2 separate regions of the Homo sapiens genome follow, and region 1 is linked to region 2. A link is a loop called in an ENCODE intact Hi-C map of the cell type or tissue named here. Cell type or tissue: ovary. All regions are shown on one strand. Links, peaks and the distances in the headings refer to the core of each region. The heading gives the core; the rest is flanking DNA.

Region 1 (2,903 bases), core at 304-2,803, 80 kb before region 2:
AAGTGGTCAAGCTCAGAATACCTGTGGTCCATCTGGAAAGCTCTCACCCCATCTTTTGTGAGGGCATCAGGCTGGCTAGACTTTATGCACGTGTCCATGTAGGAAGTCCAGTGCTGAGGTGCCCTCCCATCCCAGGGTCTCTCCTTTGACCTTAAGTCTGGAGCAATTTTTTTGTTTTTTGCTTTTTTTTTTTTGAGATGGAGTCTCGCTCTGTCGCCCAGTCTGGAGTGCAATGGCGCAGCCTCAGCTCGCTGCAACCTCCACCTCCCAGGTTCAAGCAATGCTCCTGCCTCAGCCTCCTGAGTAGCTGGGATTACAGGCACGCACCATGATGCCTTGCTAATTTTTGTATTTCATCATGTTGGCCAGGCTGGTCTCGAACTCCTGACCTCAAGTGATCCACCTGCCTCGGCCTCCCAAATTGCTGGGATTATAGGCATGAGCCACTGCGCCTGGCTGTCTGGAGCAGTTTTACAGAAGAGATAAGAACGAGGAGACATAGCTTTGGCTGGGACTGTCATGTGTCCCAGACTCACACAGGAGGGAAATGCCACCAGTCACGTCAGGGTTCTTAGGTATCTGCCATTAACTGGAGATGTCCTAGCGTTCACCATGCATTTCAGGGCCACGAGACTAATGACAGCATCACTAACAGCTAACACTGACTGTATATTTTCTCTGTGTCCCCACTGAACCCAGTGTTTCATATCTATAATTTCACTTAATTCTCCCAGCCTTAGAAATCTACATATTATTATCATCTCCTTTTACAAATGAAGAAACTGAGACTTAGACAGAGTAAGAAACTTGCCCAAGGGTATATAGCTGGTAACTGCTGGAGCTGAGATTTGATCAACAGTCTAACATTATGCTATACCAACTTCTGCTAATTGAGTAGTTACCATGGGCTGGGTGCTTTACATACATATCTCATTGAATCCTCACAGTAACCCTGCAAAGTAGGCACTGCAAAGTGGTCTGCAGTAGCCCTAAAAAGTAGGTTGTCCTCCCTCTGTGTCTCTGAGGTAACTTGTCCAAGATGGCACAGCTAGTAAGTGGTAAAACTGGGATACCAACCCAGGTCTGTCAGAGTCCCGCGTCCTGTAAGACCTTGCCTCCCAAACCCTGGTCCATGCCAGCATCGTTGGCATCCTCTGATAACTTGTTAGAAGTAAAGACTCTGAAGTCCTTCCCCAGACCCCCTCAGTTGGCACCTGGCATTTTAATAAGCTCCTGAAGTTATATGCACAGTGAAGCTGGAGAAACTGCCTTTCACTGTGCTCTGACAGCCCAGGTGTTCAACCAATAAAGAAGCAGGTCTCAGAATCCACAGACTCACTCCTCCCCCTCCATAGTGCCCCTCCCCCACTCCAAAGTGCCCCTCCCCATCCTGGTCACTCCTCCCGATACAAGTCAATCCTCCCCCTCCAAGTTGCTCCTCTCCCTCCTCATCCCTCCTCCCCTCTGTGTCCTTCCTCCCTCTCCATGTTGCTCCTCCCCTCCATGTCCTTCTCCCTCTCCATGTTGCTCCTCCCTGTCCAAGTAGTTCTTCCTACTCCAAGTAGTTCCTTCCCTCCAAGTCACTCCTCCCCCTTCAAGTCGCTCCTCCCCATCCAAGTTGCTCCTCAACCTCCAAGTCATTCTTCCCTCTCCAAGTCGCTCCCCACCCTCCATGCTGTTCCTCCAAGTTGCTCCTGTCCCTCCATGTCGCTCCTCCCCCTCCATGTCCCTCCTCTCCCTCCATGATGCTCCTCCCCTCCATGTCGCTCTTCCCCCTCCATGTTGCTCCTCCCCCTCCAAGTTTCTCCTCTCCCTCCTCGTCGCTCCTTTCGCTCGATGCCAGCAGTGCCTGTGCTCCTTAGGCCTGCTGCTCACAGTCCCTGTTTACTTCATTGTCTTCTTCCTCTGCTTGAACAATGCAGTAAGGGTGGGAATGAGTGATGGGGGTCAGGAGGGTACTGGTTTTATCCCCCTGCCAGAATGAGTATCCTCGCACTGCGGGAACAGGAGGAGGGTTGGAGGGAGAGGATATGGTGCCAGCTGGGAAGGCAGGCCAGGTGCCTGGGCATTGCTCCTTTCCCTTGGGGATGGGGGATGGACGGGCCTGTGGGGAGATGTCCCCTGATGCTTTGGTTTCTCCTTTCTTGCAGCCTCATCTTCATGGTGCCAGTGGCGTGTGGGCTTTTCCCACAGAAATGGTATCTGCTGTTCATTCCTTACTTGGTTTAATTGACCATGCTGCCAGCGCGCTCCCTGATCTGCCTGCTGTCCAGAAGGAGACAGGGAAGGGGCAGGAAGGGCAGCACCTGTCTGAGGACAAGTGTCCATCAGCCTAAAGGCTGGGCCTCTTAACCCTGGTGAATTCTGACAAACGAAAACAGATCTGCGAGGGGCAGGAGAAGCCAGGGACAGGAATAAGGTTGCTCCCTCCCAGTGGAGCAAGCACTGCCTTGAAGAGAAGGTGGGGGAGCAACAACAGACTTTCTCTTCCTGCCAGCTGGGTTATTAGGAAGCTCTCCTCTGGCTGGATCTGGTTTTTAACTTTTTTTTTTTTCTTTTTTTTGAGATGGAGTTTCACTCTTGTTGTCTAGGCTGGAGTGCAGTGGCACGATCTCGGCTCACCACAGCCTCCGCCTCCCAGTTCAAGTGATTCTCCTGCCTCAGCCTCCAGAGTAGCTGGGATTACAGGTGCCTGCCACCATGCCCAGCTCATTTTTTTTTTTTTTTTTGAGATGGAGTTTCACTCCGTCGCCAGGCTGGGGTGCAGAGGTGCAGTCTCGGCTCACTGCAACCTCCGACTCCCTGAACGATTCTCCTGCCTCAGCCTCACGAGTAGCTGGGATTATAGGCACGTGCCACCACGCACAGCTAATTTTTGTATTTTTAGTAGAGACGGGGTTTCA
Region 2 (2,903 bases), core at 84-2,583:
ATACTGCCTTTTCTTTGTTTGTTTGTTTTTTTCTCTAAAAACAAACAGCAAAAGACAGCTGAAAACAAGAACTTCACCGGTGGGCAGGCAAGAATTCTCTTCTGGAAAATGACGTTTGTGGCTCTTTCCCAAGTTGGCCTTCAAAGAGCCTGCCTGCTGTTGAGCCAGAAGATGTCTCGTGTGAAGGCTGGGGTGGCGGCTGTCTTGGAACCTCTGTGAGCAGGAGGCCCTAAGCCGCAGCAGTGGATAGAGGTGCAGCTCTCTGCCTCTCTGCCCTTTGGTCTGTGTTCACAGGTGACCCGTGTCAGCCTGCATCGCAAGCACACACCCTGCGGGCCTTCAAGTCTCACTGTTCCGTATGAGGAAACAGACAGCGGACTGAGGAAGCGATGGCCCCAGAGAAAGGGCCCCTGTAGCCTGGCTCTCACACAGTATTTTATCTTTGATTCTGAATAAATATTTTTTGTGGGGTTTTTTTTTTTTTTTTGGTGGCAGTTGTTTGTTTTAAACTGACCACTTGGAAGAAACACCTTGGTTATCTGTGGTTTTCATGCCTTGTCCCTGCCTCTACCCCCACCCCTTTTGAGTCGGGTGACTCATTTTTCTGTGTAGAGACTCGGTGGCCCAGGCAGGAGGTGAAAGCAGCCATCCGGAAGGCCCTGGGGACCCTTGTGCCTGTTGCTCGCCTTCAGGTCACCAGCTGAGCTGCGATAGGAAAATCTGAATGGAGGCAGCAAACAGCCAAAACAAACATTCCCCACCCGGCCCTGTGCATATGAAGTCTTTCTTCCCCCAACTCTTGAACGATGATGATATTCAGACGAAGCATTGATGTTATGGAAGAAAGAAAGAAACAAACAAAATATATATATATATGTCCAAAAACAGACAAATCCAAGGGTGTGAGGTAAACGAGTGTCTGCATTTAGATTCCACAAAACCAAAATCCATGTTGAACAAAGTTAAGTCCGTACACAGTGACTTTTTGGGTGAGCCGTGTGTGTCTGTCTGTTGTGTGTGTGCCTCAAGCCCTGTTTTCCTGTGAAGATACTTTGAGTGGCAGCCATTCTCTCCACGTGAACCACACGTCTGGAGCACAGACAGGCCTCTCAAGGTCATTGATCTTACGCATTTACTGTTTACCGAACAAATGTCTGACTGTGTACTCGGGTGTACTCCGCAGCATTGTCGACTGCAGTCCCCTGTGTTTGCCAGAGATACTGTGCTCGAAGTAGAGGTTTTACTCTACTCATCACTGCGATTTGCACATTGCTCCGTGGACACTCGGAGGCCTGCGTTCTGTTCCCTATAAATGGAAGCGTGCTCTGAGCCTGTCTGCCTCCCTCGGCTGCTGCTGGTCCTCAGTACCAGCGCCCGGGGGTGTCCACAACCACTTGGGACAGAAGAAGGTGGAATTTCAGACAGAAGCTTGACTGGGTCTTCAATGACAGGCTTGGACTAGCTGTGGCCCAGACATCGGCCCTGCCCAGAATTGCCAGGAGGAGGCTTTGCAGGCTCTAGAGGAGCCGCAGGGCCTGCCTGCCTCTGGTGAGTCCAACAGGCACAAGCAAGCTGGCGTGTGGCCAGAGGTAGCCGGAGTGTGTCACAGCCCCTCAGATGCCTTTCCTTCCACCTTTTTTTATTTTTTAAGAATCCCAAATAACTCACTGAAGTGTCTCAAAGGCGAACAAGTTTTACCAAAATGAATCCTTTTTCAGTTAACAGATCAAATGGATGAGTTCTGAGCCTCTCAAGTTCCTTTCCCCAGTTAGAGTGGGGAACTGGGCAAGTGTTAACTGTGGGACTCACTGCAGCGTCCTATCCTAAAGGCACGAGAAGACGGAAATGCAACCTGCGGAGCTGGGCTTGGTTCCCAGGTCACAGTTTGGCCCCCGCTACAGGATGCTGCCCTGCTCAGAGAGAGATTTAATAGGGAGCTGAAGGAATCGTTAGGGGGCCAGGGAGATGTGACTGAGGCTGGCTTTCCACGTGAATGAGACGGGGTCGGTGGAGGGTTTGGTGCTACAGCCAGTCAGAAGATTTGCAAATGCGAACACATTCCTGTGTGAGGCACGTTACCCTTTGTCAGTTATTGTGAATATGTGTATTTTAAGCAATAAGATTCAGCTGGTCAGACTTTTCTGGGCAGTCTCAGTGACGCATTTCCTGTGCTGTGATTGTTCTGAAGACAGAGTGGCTCTAACCACTGTGAGAAGCCCAAATAAAAATTGATCCCAAAAATGCTACTGCTCTTTCTTGCTGCACTTTGTTCCCTCTTCTTCTTCCTCAGTCTTCAGGAAATTGCACCTCAAGATCCTAAACCACAAGCACTTTTCTCCACACAGAGACTGAGAGGTTGTCACACAGTCATTGAGGATAGGGCCCTGGGCCAAAGAGAAACCACAGGGCCAAGGGCAGCTGGACAGTGCTGCTGGGTCCACACTCTGTTCTGAGGAGTCCTCCCCTCTCTCTGTCAGGGTGTGTTCCTGATGTTTGGAATACTTTGGAAAGTCCCACAAACAGGCTAAAATCAGATCCCGAGAAAGCAGAGACAAGTTTTGTCAGATACCCTGTTGCTAAAACATGGCTTTTTTTTGAGACACAGTCTCACTCTGCCGCCCAGGCTGGAGTGCAGTGGCGCGATCTTGTCTCACGCAGCCTCTGCCTCCCAGGTTCAAGTGATTCTCCTGCCTCAGCCTCCTGAGTAGCTGGGATTACAGGTGCCTACCACCACGCCCGGCTCATTTTTGTATTTTTAGTAGAGACGAGGTTTCACCATGTTGGCCAGGCTGGTCTCAAATCTCCTGACCTCAGGTGATCCGCCTGCCTTGAGCTCCCAAAGTGCTGGGATAACAGGCCAGCCACCCTGGCCTGGGACTATAGGCATGAGCCACTGTGCCCAG

What was found. Peaks named below come from ENCODE experiments on the same cell type or tissue, not always from the same donor. Only the 100,000 strongest peaks of a DNase experiment are listed, where the experiment ranks them.
Region 1: it touches region 2 in a loop (2.6-fold over the local background); 48 of 110 quality-filtered maps call a loop at or near these places.

Annotation. Positions count from the first base shown.
Region 1 is chr10:102,733,712-102,736,614 of GRCh38, forward strand. It overlaps SFXN2 (sideroflexin 2), which reads left to right. Exons shown (of 12, transcript NM_178858.6): 11 at 2,151-2,198. Among named protein-coding and RNA genes, the nearest start is that of WBP1L, 8.8 kb to the right of the region's middle. In ovary, for the core only: no CTCF peak of the experiment used is centred there; a DNase peak (open chromatin) is centred at 1,710.
Region 2 is chr10:102,814,022-102,816,924 of GRCh38, forward strand. WBP1L (WW domain binding protein 1 like) reads left to right here. Exons shown (of 4, transcript NM_001083913.2): 4 at 1-2,241. Among named protein-coding and RNA genes, the nearest start is that of CYP17A1-AS1, 17 kb to the right of the region's middle. RefSeq lists an enhancer at 1,399-1,932. In ovary, for the core only: no CTCF peak of the experiment used is centred there; DNase peaks (open chromatin) are centred at 272, 1,560, 2,003, 2,421 and 1 weaker place; H3K27ac peaks cover 2,419 bases.